Linked DNA regions of Homo sapiens: region 1 is linked to region 2. The links are chromatin contacts, found by Hi-C or POLR2A ChIA-PET in ENCODE. All regions are on one chromosome and are shown on one strand. The core of a region is the stretch at or near the end of the contact, and the rest is flanking DNA. Distances in the headings are between cores, read along the strand shown. Region 1 holds the start of DDN (dendrin). Region 2 holds the start of BCDIN3D (BCDIN3 domain containing RNA methyltransferase).

Evidence for each region. A loop is a pair of places that touch in the nucleus more often than their neighbours do. ChIA-PET counts read pairs that join two places held with the same protein, here RNA polymerase II (POLR2A). Pooled maps may share reads with other maps.
Region 1: a loop to region 2 is called in a map with no recorded cell type, with 4 times the contacts of the local background. The contact joins the promoter of DDN here to the promoter of BCDIN3D in region 2. A Hi-C loop is called at or near these places in 1 of 37 single-sample maps with no recorded cell type and 1 of 50 pooled maps. POLR2A ChIA-PET finds 5 or more read pairs at or near these places in 1 of 52 experiments (activated CD4-positive, alpha-beta T cell).

The regions. Positions count from the first base shown.
Region 1 is chr12:48,995,468-49,001,663 of GRCh38, forward strand. It overlaps DDN (dendrin), which reads right to left and starts at 3,908. Exons shown (of 2, transcript NM_015086.2): 1 at 3,612-3,908; 2 at 1-3,199. The coding sequence starts at 3,820. The coding sequence ends at 1,273. DDN-AS1 (DDN and PRKAG1 antisense RNA 1) reads left to right here and starts at 2,880. Exons shown (of 2, transcript NR_147179.1): 1 at 2,880-3,223. RefSeq lists enhancers at 1-293, 2,540-2,609, 4,279-4,573 and silencers at 1-293, 1,500-1,889, 2,090-2,179, 2,730-3,189, 3,839-4,133.
Region 2 is chr12:49,840,984-49,847,119 of GRCh38, forward strand. BCDIN3D (BCDIN3 domain containing RNA methyltransferase) reads right to left here and starts at 2,123. Exons shown (of 2, transcript NM_181708.3): 1 at 1,871-2,123. The coding sequence starts at 2,104. BCDIN3D-AS1 (BCDIN3D antisense RNA 1) reads left to right here. Exons shown (of 3, transcript NR_027501.1): 3 at 1-171. RefSeq lists enhancers at 1,466-1,835, 2,406-2,465.

The sequences.
Region 1 (6,196 bases), core at 2,658-5,157, 840 kb before region 2:
GAGGCCTGCTCCCGGCCCCGCACGGCTGGAGACTGCAAGGCGGGGGACCCGCGCTCGGGAACTAGGGATAGGATTGAGTGGCAGAGCCGGGATTAGCAACTGGGGAGATCCGCGACCTGCGCGCGCCCTGTAGTGGCTATAGAGAGTATCACACCCCACGCCTGCTGGCTTCTGGTGACCGGCCTCTTTCCTTGCCTGGCCGGTTTCTGGAAGAGGCCAAGATGGGAGAAATTCTCAGGATTTTTTCAGGTGGGCGATACCACCTGGGAGGGAGATCGTGGCCACGCCTCAGAGCATCACTAAGGAGCATCGGGGTGGAGGAAAAGGGGAAGGCCTAAAGAGGTCCCAAGCTGATTCATTGGTGTCCTTCCCTCCCCAGCTCAGACCACCACAGGCCAGGGTCAGTGACAGGGCCGCTATCTTGCCCTGCCTTGGGGAGCCCTCAACCAAACCTGGGAGACTGGGATAGGAGTGCCTCACTCCCTTACCTCTTCTGCAAGCCTTGGGCAGTCTCCTGAATTGATCATGACTTTGGGTGACACGGAGGCCGCCCAGAAACCCTCAAACTCTGTTCACTTATTCCCAATTCTCATTCTTGGCTTGTCGAGGGGAGGATGAGATAGAGTCCTTTCCAAAGATCTCAAAATGTCAGAGACGGAAGGATGGACCTTAGAATACCATCATTTTATATACCAGGAGGCCTGGAGGCCTGGAGAGGGAAAGTGACTGGCCTCAGTCAACCAGCAACTCAGTGGCAGAGTTGGGATTGAAATCCAAGACTTGTGACACCAAGGTGAGCCCTCCTTCTGCTTTGTTGGTTGTTGCTGGACCTATGCCTCTTCTCCCAAGAACCCCTCTGTCATCTGATCACTCTGTCACCAGGTCCAAAGCCTCTCCTTCACTTTTTCCCTCCTCCTCAGAGGCCCTACCCTACCCTGCCCTCCTATGGCTGCCACCATCCCTGCCCTCCTGCCTGATCCTGGTTAGGCCTCTCTGCTCAGCTCCACACCCAGTGCATCAGCCCCTGCGAAGAGCTCACCCTTGTGCCCTGAACATAACAGACATTAATTAAATCTGCTCATTCTCACCTCTCCTGAAACAAAATCATTAATGGGCATATGCTTCCCTTCCTTTCATTTATATTTCAAGGATGAGAACAGGTATGGGTAAAGATACAAGGAAAAGAGAAGCAAAGGAAGTCTGTGGGGAAGAATGGGGACCAGTGGACCCAAGGATGGATGCGTTGGGGACACAAATACAAGAAGGGGCCTCTCACTGCCTCTTCCTATTTCCCTGTTGGGTCCCTCTGATGTCCCTCACCCCGAAGAGGACCTCCTCGGTTTGGCTTATGACATCTAGGATCTCCCCGACACTGTCGCTCAGTTCCGCTGTCTTCCCATCTTCCTCTGGCGAACTGTTTCCAACCTCGGGCAGGGTCCTCTCATTCCGCCAGGAGGCGCCCGGGGCTTCTGTGTCGCTTCCATCAGAGGAGCCGCTATGGACGCTGAGCTCCTCAGCTTCGTCCGTGTCCGAGTCAGGGGCTGTGTGGCGGCGGATACGGGACACGGCTTCTCGCAGGGCCCCGGCGTAGGGCCCTGGGGTCCGCGCCCAGCCCCGGCCGGCGCGCCGCTGGACCACCGCCACTTCCGACCCCTCGGCTCTGCCCTGGGCTCCCGAAGCTGCTGGGCCTAAGGCTTGGTGCTCTGGGCTACCTGGCTGCGTGGGGGCGTCCCGCAGGTTTACTTCGGGGGCCGGGAGCCCCAAGATGCGGAAAGTGCGCTCCTCCAGTGTGGAGTCCCCCGGCCTCCCGCCCTCAGCTTCGCCCCCGCGGCCCCCGCCGGGCTGGTGTAAAAGGCGACTGCTCGACAGCCGCTTTTGACAAGGGGAAGGAAAGACCGTGGCCCCTTCACCCTCCTCCTTGCCGGGCTTCGATTGGCTGGGGGAATCCCCCACCACGCGTGTCACCCCAGAGGGCAAAAGCTGCACCTGCTGGGTTCGGGGGGTTGGAACATATTGGGATCGTATCACTACGCACGTGGCGTCAATGACAAAGACGCCTTCCCCACGGGACAGGCCCTGGGAACTGCGGGGCAAGGTGTGGGCACGGCGGGTCGCCTTCCAACCCTCCAGGGTCTCCGGTCCTGCCCCCTCTCCAAGACCCAGAGATTCTCTCCATCCGGTGCCTCCGGGAGCCCAGGGTCTGGGGAGTGTCTGGCTATGGCGGGGCGGCTGCTTTTTAGGGGAGGGAATCCAGCATTTGGGAAACCAGATCTGTTCTCCTTCTTTCCCTTCCCTCGAGCCCTTGAGGTGGTGCCTGGATCTGGGAGCGGGATGCGGGGCACAGGGAGCCGCAGTTGCAGACCCCGCAGGAGCTATCTCGGTGCCTGCGCTCCCTGTAGCTTTGGCTTGGGGATGGCTGTCGCTACCACTGTTCAGGTCAGCAGCAGCCAGCCCCAGGCTTTTCTCCACGACCCCCTTGCCGGGCTCTGGCCTTGCTCTGGCCGCTCCACAGCCTGGGGATCCCCCCAAGAGACCTTGCCCCTGTCGGAGACCCCAAGCCCCGAGGACGTCCCGGTAGATCCGAGGATCCAGCCTCTTCTTTGTGCGCCCTCCGTCTGTCCTGGCTGGAGTCGCAGCTGGGGCTGATGAAGTGGGCACCTGAGAGTTCCCGGGGCCTCTCTTAGTCCCCAAGGTCCTATGGGGGCCTTCGTAAGAAGGTGGAGCCACGTAGGGTGGCGGCCGGTCCCAGCGGCGTCGTGGGGCGGTCCCGGCAGAACCTCTCAGCAGCAGGTGAGCCTCGTAGCTTGGGGGCCCGGGCCGCCGACCTCCCCAGGGCCCCGCCCACGCCGACCCTGGGTCGCTCTGCGGCTGCGCGGATGGACGGGGCGCTCGCCCCACAGGCGCCAGGCGCTCCGGCCGCAAGGGAGCAGGGAGCCCTGCCAGCTGGGCCACCCGAGGGGCGTTGCGGGGCTCCGGGCGGGGTCGACCCGGGGGGCTCCGTCGGGCCCCACCAGCCTTGCGCCTTTTTCGCTCGGTCTCCTTGGCCTCCCGCTCCTGCGACGCCGCTTTCCTTTTCTCTTGCTCCCGAGCTCGGACCTCGGCCAGGGGCCCCGCCCGCCAGTTGGTCGCCTCCTGCAGCACCCTGGAGGCCCAGGGCCGGCGGGGCGGCGGCTGTGGGGATCCCGGGCGCGGCCCACACCTGGGACAATGAGCAGGAACCCAGGTGAGCAGTTTGTGGGGGAAGGGAGCCGAGGTCCGGGGAGCTGGGAGCACTGGAGACCACTTGGGGCAGCCATGTGAAGGGGTGTGTGTGAGTGTGTGCGCGTGTGCACGTGCGTATATGTTAGGACTGAAGTCGAAGCGGGACTCCTCGCCATCTCTCCATGCACACTTTAACAGCGTCTGCCCCATCTCACCTCCTGCCCTTTCTCACACCCACTTCTGTTCCCCCAAACAACGGGATGAGTCAGGCCCCAGCCCTCGGGAGCGGGCAGAGGTGGAAGGCGTGGGAAAGAGAAGGGGGACCAGCAGTGCTCGCTGGTGCCTGCGGGGAGGTCCGGACCCCACTCCCCGCCCCACCACTCTCTTCCCCTCACCCCTGCTTCACTCACGTGCGGTTCTGGAACCCGCGAGCCCAGTGGCTGGCCTGGAAGTCCATGGGCTGTCGAGAAGGGGCGCGGCGACTATAATGACAGGAAATAGTCTTCACTTCTATCACCAATAGCTTGGACTTCTGCACCCAGAGGCAGCTGCCAGACTCCTCATCCTGGAGCTCCCGGGGGCTGTCAGGCCCCTCGGAGAACAGTGGGCCATCCAGCATCCTGCCCCACCCCACCCCGGCCCCCCACCCTCCCACCCGCCCCAGGAGCCCCCTCCCAGCCCAGGGAGCCGGCGCCCACTGCAGAGCCGCGGGCCCGGGGACTGGGAACTATATATACCCGGGCACACGTGTGTGTGCCTGTCTCTGTGTGTGCGCGCGCATGTGACACCGCGCGGACTGCTCCGCGCTGCTACCTCCCCCATGTGCACGGCCGCCCCCTGGGGCCCGGGATTGGACGCCCCTTCCCACTGCTGTTGTCCCCCAAGCCTGATGGGATCGCACGAGTGGGCGGGGGAGGGACTTATGATTCTTGCCAAGCTGACAGTGCCCCCTCCCCCGCCCCTATTTCTTCAACCTTCCTGCCGTTTTAACCCTTTACTCTCCTGCTTGTCAGGTTGCCTGACCACCAGGGTTCTGCCCCTGGCTTCCTGCCTCAGATTTCAGTTTCCCCAACATAGAGTGATGAGATTGGAACTCAAGGTCTCTGCCTGCCACTCTGCTGGTTTCCATGGGGCTGGGGTGCAGGAGGGGCTGGCCCACGGCTGGGGGGCTATTTTTAGCGGCAGTGGCTGTTCGGGTGCAGAGATGAGATGAGTAACCAGCTCCCATGCGGTGGAGAGAGGAGGCGGTGGCTTTTACCAAGCTTTTGTGCGACTCTGAGGGAGAGCTGCCTTCCCTAAGCTCAAAAAGGGTGACCCCTACACCCGTATCTCCTTGTCAGCTCAGTGCTGCAGCCTAGGACTGCTGGTACAGCAGGACACAGGCGTCTGCCTTGGCCACCCAAGCTGCCCTACCAGTTCCATTCTACATGTTTGTCCTTGGGCAGCCAGGGAGCCCTCCCACAGCAGCAGGCTTTCACCTCCAATCCAGAAGCCAGGATTTGGGGGTTATATTGTTCTGTGCCCACACAGCCTGCCCAGCTTTATGGAGGACAGAGTAAGTGCTTATGCACTCTCACCCTTCCAGAGGGGGATGGAGGAGAAATGATGTGTTTGCTTGGCAAAACTAATCCCCTAGCAACTGAAATGATAAAAGTGGCCTTTATTTTTTTCAATGTAGAACTCCCCCTCACCACCACCACAATGCCTAGTTCACTCAGTCCCCACCTTAAGTGGTGCTCCAGATGCTCACCTTTTGGGCTGCCTCTGTCCTGGGGGGCTGTTGCTTATATCCACATGATCCCTCCTCCTAAGCTTATACCAGGTGTCCCCTGATTCACCATGGTAATGTTAGTGGCAGCACAGCCCACGCCAACCCTTCCATGCAGAGACTTAGCAACCATGCCTGGCAACCATGGCAGCAGCTTCAGTGGAGGGGAGCAGTGCAGAGAGAGGGGAGAGTGTGTGGGGCATGGTTCCTCGGGAAGAAGGGATAATTTGCCTCTCTGGAGAGGAATAGGTAAGAATAGAAGCTTGTGAGTCTCCCAAATTTCATCCCTTGTCTCTCCCTCAGCTTCATCCTCACACTGAGACGGATAGGTTGGGTTTTAGAGGGAAATGGGAGAAGCAAGAGTTCCCAATTAGTTTTCCACTAATGTACATGGAGCCCTTTGGGTCCAGACCCTTCCTTTTAAGGGGATGGGGAACAACCAGAAAGGTTGTGGGGCAGAGACTGACAGACTGAGAAACAACTCAACAAAACCAGGTCTCTGCTCCCTAACACAAACCTTTAGAGAGAACGCAAACATCCCGTCCCATCCACCCTACCCCCCTTGATTCCACACACCTGCCAGCTGCACTGATGACTTGACTCGAAGATGCTTCCTTCCACCCTAGGTCCCACTAGAGTCCTGAGGCTTTTTAAAGCCCTTGCCTCCTCCCTAGGCAAATCTTCCTTAATGAGGGAATGTGACATAAGGGGCCATCTGTCCTTTCCACCATGTGCTTACCCTCCTGACACATAAACATACTCTAATTCTAATAACTTGGAAGCCTTCCTCCCCCAAGGTTGAGAATGTGCTGTGAGAGCTGTAAAGGGGTGAAGGCAGAAGCAGGGGCTCCTCCACAGCCATGATGCAACACTGAAAGCTGAGCTCTGATGAGGGCCACCTTCTTTTTTTAAAATAAGCTTCCTCAGGTCGAATCTGATGAGGGCCTTGATGCTTTTCCCTGTGTTCCATCAGGAGAACCCAGTATGCCCTGGCTGGAGGGTTATCAGAGGGGTTAGGCACTGTGGGGCAGGGGCAAGGAATGACTCCGAAATTGCTCCTGGCTTGGATGGGAAACTGTATCATACCTGCAAGGCTGGGGTGAGCTGGCACCCAAATTTAGCTCATACTCCAGTCTAGCAGTTCTTCTGATGTTGGGTGCTGACTGCTGTTTGGGTCTACATGCTTTCAATACAGGGAATGGATCTGATGGAGTGACCACTGCCCTG
Region 2 (6,136 bases), core at 873-3,372:
GCTAATTTTTTTTAGAGATGGGGTTTTGCCATGTTGCCCAGGCTGGGAAAGGAGTTTTTAAAATTGAAAAAAAAAAGCACCCATAAATTATGGTACATCTATCCAATGAAACATTAGGAAGCTGCTAAAAAAAGAATGTGGTGATATAAATAATCTCAGAATTAAAAGCTACTAATAGTGTGTTACCATTTGTAAAACTAAAAGGGGGGTACTTATATGTACGTAAATGCTGGTATACACACAAGACTGATACCTAAGAAATTATAAACAGTAGTGCCACTGTGTGGGGGAAAAGGAGGATTTAGGGTTGGGAGTAGAGACTTACTTTTTAGTATATACCCCTTTGTAGTTTGAATTTTTTTGTTTTATCAAGCGCAAGCATTTTTTTTCCCTTTCCTGACTACAAAGATCCACAAGAAAAAGCATTTTTTAAAAACTGCAAAACAGAAAGCTCCATAAACGTACAGCCAGGTTTGGGAACCACTACCCTAGTTAGCTGCCAACTATGTCTTTACCTCTCATGTGTATACTACTCTCAACTTTAAAATCTCTGGTGGTTTCCTAATGCCTTTCGTGAAATCCCAAGCCTTAACCTCAGTCTCTCTTTTCCATTGTTTTTACCCTCTGACTTCCCGTATCATCACAGCGGAGAAATTTTGCAGGGGACACAGGACATCAACCCATCTCCTCATTCCAGTCTTTGAGACTGTATCCAAATGTCCCCTTCCTACTATCATCTGAGTCCCACAAGGTCTGAAGTCGTCCCCCAAAGTCTCTTCTGTAAAAGGACAGCAACGTAACAGAATTGTCCCCCGCCCTCCAGATGCTGGACTGGAGTGATGGAGGGAGCGCAGAGAGGGTACTAACTTTTGAAGCATTTGCCGTGGTAAGTTCAGACTGCCTGCTAGTGTAGAATATCCCAGTGGCTACAAATAGGTGTGGGAGAGACATTTCCTTATTTTGCATGTGGTTTGATTATAATCATATGCCTAAGAATAGTTTGCAGCAAGAAGAGTGGCAGTGCCGCCCTTCTCCATTCCCTTGGGCAAAATGCTTTATTTGCTTCTCGATCCTCTCCACTGTACTCTGTCAACTCACTGTTTTGTTTTGTTTTTGAGACGGAGTCTCGCTCTGTCGCCCAGGCTGGAGTGCAGTGGCACTAGCTCGGCTCACTGCAAGCTCCGCCTCCCGGGTTCACGCCATTCTCCTGCCTCAGCCTCCGGAGTAGCTGGACTACAGGCGCCCGCCACCACGACCGGCTAATTTTTTGTATTTTTAGTAGAGACGGGGTTTCACCGTGTTAGCCAGGATGGTCTCGATCTCGTGACCTTGTGATCCACCCGCCTCGGCCTCCGAAAGTGCTGGGATTACAGGCGTGAGCCAGCGCGCCCGGCCTACTCACTTTTTTTGAAATAAACATGCAGGTCCCAGGGTCTGTCCTGCACTGTATAGCACACATGAGTCTCAATATCAGGCATGATTCTGTCACCCTTGGCTCTTCTCTCCCAGTAAACCAAACCTAACCCCATGTTCCCAAACGTGTGTCTCTGGAAGCCCCCTCTCCCCAGCCAAAGCGCCAGGCACGCTGGACAGAGGCCACCCTAGATACAAGGACCGTTCCCACCTGGGGTCTGGCCCTGAAAGAAAAGTGGGAACGTAGTCGACAAGGACTCCTCTCCAAGAGAGATTCCTAAGACAGATGGTGGAACCCTGGCGGGCAGGCAGCAGCGGCACTGGCTCAGTCAAAGCCACGCTTTATACTCGTTTTGGGAAAGTTTCGATGGGTGTTAGCCCAGGCCAGAACCACAGTGGATGTGTAGGCAGCCAACCACTTGGCTCCGGATGCTCCAATCCCTCCCCTGTCACTCACCCCGGAGTTACACCCCACGTCGAGCCCCAGAATCGGCCCGTTCTCGGGACTCTCAGGAAAGAGCTGTCGAAGCAGCTCCGGGGGCAGGAGGCGGAGCCGTTGCTCCGGAGGGTGGAAGCGAGAATAATGAGGAAAATTTCCGAACGGGGCGGCGCCAGGTGCCAGAACTCGCGATTCCTCTTCCGCTGCGGTCTCCTTAACACTCCCTCCATCCAGTTCCGTGGGCACCGCCATTAGCCTCAACACAGCCTCTGGGCCGTGGCGGAACCGGAAGCCGGGAACCTGCTGTCGGCGTGGGCGGTGGCGGTGCCAGCGCGCGTGCGTCGAACGGCTAGGGCGGGTGGCTAGAATTCTGCGGTGAATCAGAAAAGCTGTCCTGATTTCCTCTCGCTGTATACCTGGAGCCGGCGAGCGCCTGGGGCTTGCCTTGTATTATTGAACCCTCATCACAACACTGGGAGGGGATTAGCAATATCATCCACGTTTTACAGGGATGAAACAAACTCTGAGGGCTAAGTGTCTTGGCCAAGCTGACATAGTTTGAAACTTGGGCTACTTGACCCAGAACAAGTATACTAGTTTGTTGGGATCTTGGAAATCAATTTTAGTCCAATTTCCTTTCTTTATAAATGCAAAAAGTGAGACCGAGAGAACTTACTTGTCTGGGGTCATACATTGAATCTGTGACTCAAAAACTTCCACCCGGTTCAGGAAAGGGTAGCCAGGAGGTGCAGGTCACTTGCGAAGCCAGCCGACTCAGCCCTGTCCCCCAGGGGCAACTGTAGACCATGAGCTCCTTGAGAGGCAAGGACCGTGCCTTAAGAGCCAGCACTTAAAGAGTGCTTACCAGGCACCAGACACCCTTGTAAGCTCCTTAGTCAATCCTCTCACCCCGTGAGAAAATGACCGTATTATTATTCTTTTTATATAGATGAGGACACTGGAGTAAAACAAAGTAACTTGTCCAAGATCCCACAGTTAGAAATGATGGTACTAGGATTCGAACCCAGGGAGTTTGGATCCAGAGGATGTGCTTGCAACGGTGTGTTATTCTCAGCCTTGAGTCTCCTATACTTAACATGGGCCTGGCACAAAGATGCTCAACAAATGTTGTTGAATGAAAACTCAATAGAGAATACAATAAGGCCAGATCTGTTTGGGGAAACTTTAAATGGAAGGGAGAAAGGATGCCAACTGAAGCAGACATAGTGGAATGGAGTTGGGCAAGATGTGACTCAGAGATTGGAAATAACAGAGCTGATAAGGAGAGGAACTGAAGGGTCAACCTAGGTAGCAGGTTCCAGTCAAAAGCCAGGATGGCCCAGAATATCCGTCAGGGTCAACCAAGCATCAGCAGAGTTGTGCAGGACCCCCAACCCCACCCCTGCACCTGGCCCACCCATCTTAAAGGGGTATCCTGCTCCATGAGGCTGGCAGTTCGGTAAACTTCTTATAAGGCACTGGAGCATGACTCCTGCAAACAGTACCATCAGGAGTTAAAATAAGCGCTGTTTTCCTCTCAGTTTTTACTTTATATTTTCTTTTTCTTTTCTCCTTTTTTTGAGATAGAGTCTCACACTATTGCCTGGGCTGGAGTGCAATGACATGATCTCGGCTCACTGCAACCTTTGCCTCCCAGGTTCAAGTGATTCTCCTGCCTCAGCCTCCCAAGTAGCTGGAATTACAGGCACCCGCCACCATTCCTGGCTAAGTTTTTGTATTTTTTAGTAGAGACGGGGTTTCACTATGTTGGCCAGGCTGGTCTCGAACTCCTGACCTCGTGATCTGCCCACCTCGGCCTCCCAAAGTGTTGGGATTACAGGCGAGAGCCACCACGCCCAGCCTTTATATTTTCATCTCTATCTGGCCTGCTGTTTCTCTAGTTTCACTTATTTGAGGACACAAGTTAATAAAAGTCACTCTGGAATTTAGTAAACCACAGTATTCTGCACAATTACAGAAAAGGAGAAAAAGCTGCACCGTTTTGACAAATTTTGGTGAGCTGAGCTGAACTTACCTCTTTTTGTCACTAGATGAAGCTAGCACAAATAATTAACAATTTTCAAGGAGCTGGAATCACCTTGCTTCCAGGACAGTGAATGGCAAGAACTCCTGACCCTGGGGTTCCTCCAGAAGCAAAGATAGGCCCTCGTAACATTACTGGTAATCTAAAATGCCTGACAGGTGACCTCATAAAGAGGTGTTTTAATTTGATCCACTCTGGTAACTTTTCTAACCTATGACCACTTTTCAGAGCCTGAACAGCACAGGTGTCTTGACAATACTTGACAATACCAGCCCCAGCACCTTAAATAGCTGTAGCAGCACCTAAGAGCTCGCTCTGCACTTTGGTCAGCCAGGTTTTATGGAGTGAGATGCATATATAATTTCAAGGGAAAGGGGAAGAAGGGGCGCCCTCTTTAAGGAAAAAACTCCCACCAACTTACAAATATAAAGACAGGTATAAAAGTGAATATTTATTTATAATGAGAAATCACAACAAATTACAAATTTTGAAAAGCTGACTACTAAAAGCATCACAACAAATTTTCTATAGGCTTGGTGTGGTGGCTCACACCTGTAATCCCAGCACTTTGGGAGGCCGAGGCGGGCGGATCACGAGGTCAGGAGATCGAGACCATCCTGGCTAACACGGTGAAACCCCTCTCTACTAAAAATACAAAAAATTAGCCGGGCGAGGTGGCGGTCGCCTGTAGTCCCAGCTACTCGGGAGGCTGAGGCAAGAGAATGGCGTGAACCCCAGGGGGCGGAGCCTGCAGTGAGCCGAGATCGTGCCACTGCACTCTAGCCTGGGCGACAGCAAGACTCCGTCTCAAAAAAAAAAAAAAAATTCTATAATAGTTTGATTGATTAAATGCTAGTCACACTTGAATATTACTTTTTTTCTTACATTTTTGGCTGCATACTCTTTGATTGCTTCTTCACATGACAATCACTTGATAATATCATTTTAGAGAGAGACCAGGAAGGTAATTCAGTCTTTTCTTAGCCTGGTGGATCAAATTTGTCTTTTATTATTTGTGGCAGTTATAAAAGTTTCTTTCAAGTTCACAAGTTGTTATTGGCAATGTCATGTAAATTTTTTGGTTTGTTATCAAATTGGGGGAGAACTTTGATTAAATTTCTTTCATTTATTAGCTGGAAGATTTCAGAGCATTTCAAATTTTCTTGTGCAAGAAATAATCTTAGATCTACTCTTCAAATGGACTGTATTCATTAGCCAATTTGTCGTTGAAAACCTTATTATGAATGATGCATTATAAAATTTTTATCATCTGCATTGATAGCAGTAATTTGTGTCAAGTCAGCAAAGGAATTTAAACATAGGGATTCTGATAAATTGTGTATTGTACAATTCCCATCAAGAAATAAAAGAATGCATGGTGCATTTATAATTATATATGCTGTGCTATTGAGTTACTGTGTTATTGCCGACAGGACAAAACTTGTTTTGACTGGTGTTTAATAAGAGACAGAATCTTCTGCTTATGACTGGAATAATTTTCTTCAGACTAGCTTCTGACTTCATATATTTTCAAACTTTTAGGCCCACATAACTTCGGGTGCCAGGTGCTATTGGACACATTTATATCCTGGTTTGATCTAAGCCCTTTTTTTTTTTTTTTTTTTTTTTTTTTCTGAGACAGTCTTGCTCTGTCGCCCAGGCTAGAGTGCAGTGGCGCGATCTCGGCTTACTGCCAGCTCCGCCTCCCGGGTTCACGCCATTCTCCTGCCTCAGCCTCCCGAGTAGCTGGGACTACAGGCGCCCGCCACCACGCCCGGCTAATTTTTTGTATTTTTAGTAGAGACGGGGTTTCACTGTGTTAGCCAGGACGGTCTCGATCTCCTGACCTCATGATCTGCCCGCCTCCGCCTCCCAAAGTGCTGGGATTACAGGCGTGAGCCACCGCGCCCAGCCGCTCTTCTACCTACAGGTCACAATAGCAGGTAAGTCAGCTTGCTGGATGAATAAGAGTACTTCTGGAAGGTATTCCTGTGTCTGGGTTGCAGGTGGTAGCTATGCATGGAAGTGTCGGTATGCCATATGAATAGATACCAAATGGAGTCTATTCCCAACTCAACTTCCCTGTAGCTTTTATTTCCCAAAAATGCCTGTGGCCACTTCAGTGCCATCTAACACAAGGGAAAATGTGAAGGAGGGGAAGTCAGAGCAGAAATAGACAGCAGCCTTAACCAACTGCAGTTAAAATATCTCACTTTTTCCAATTTTACAAAAACAAATGA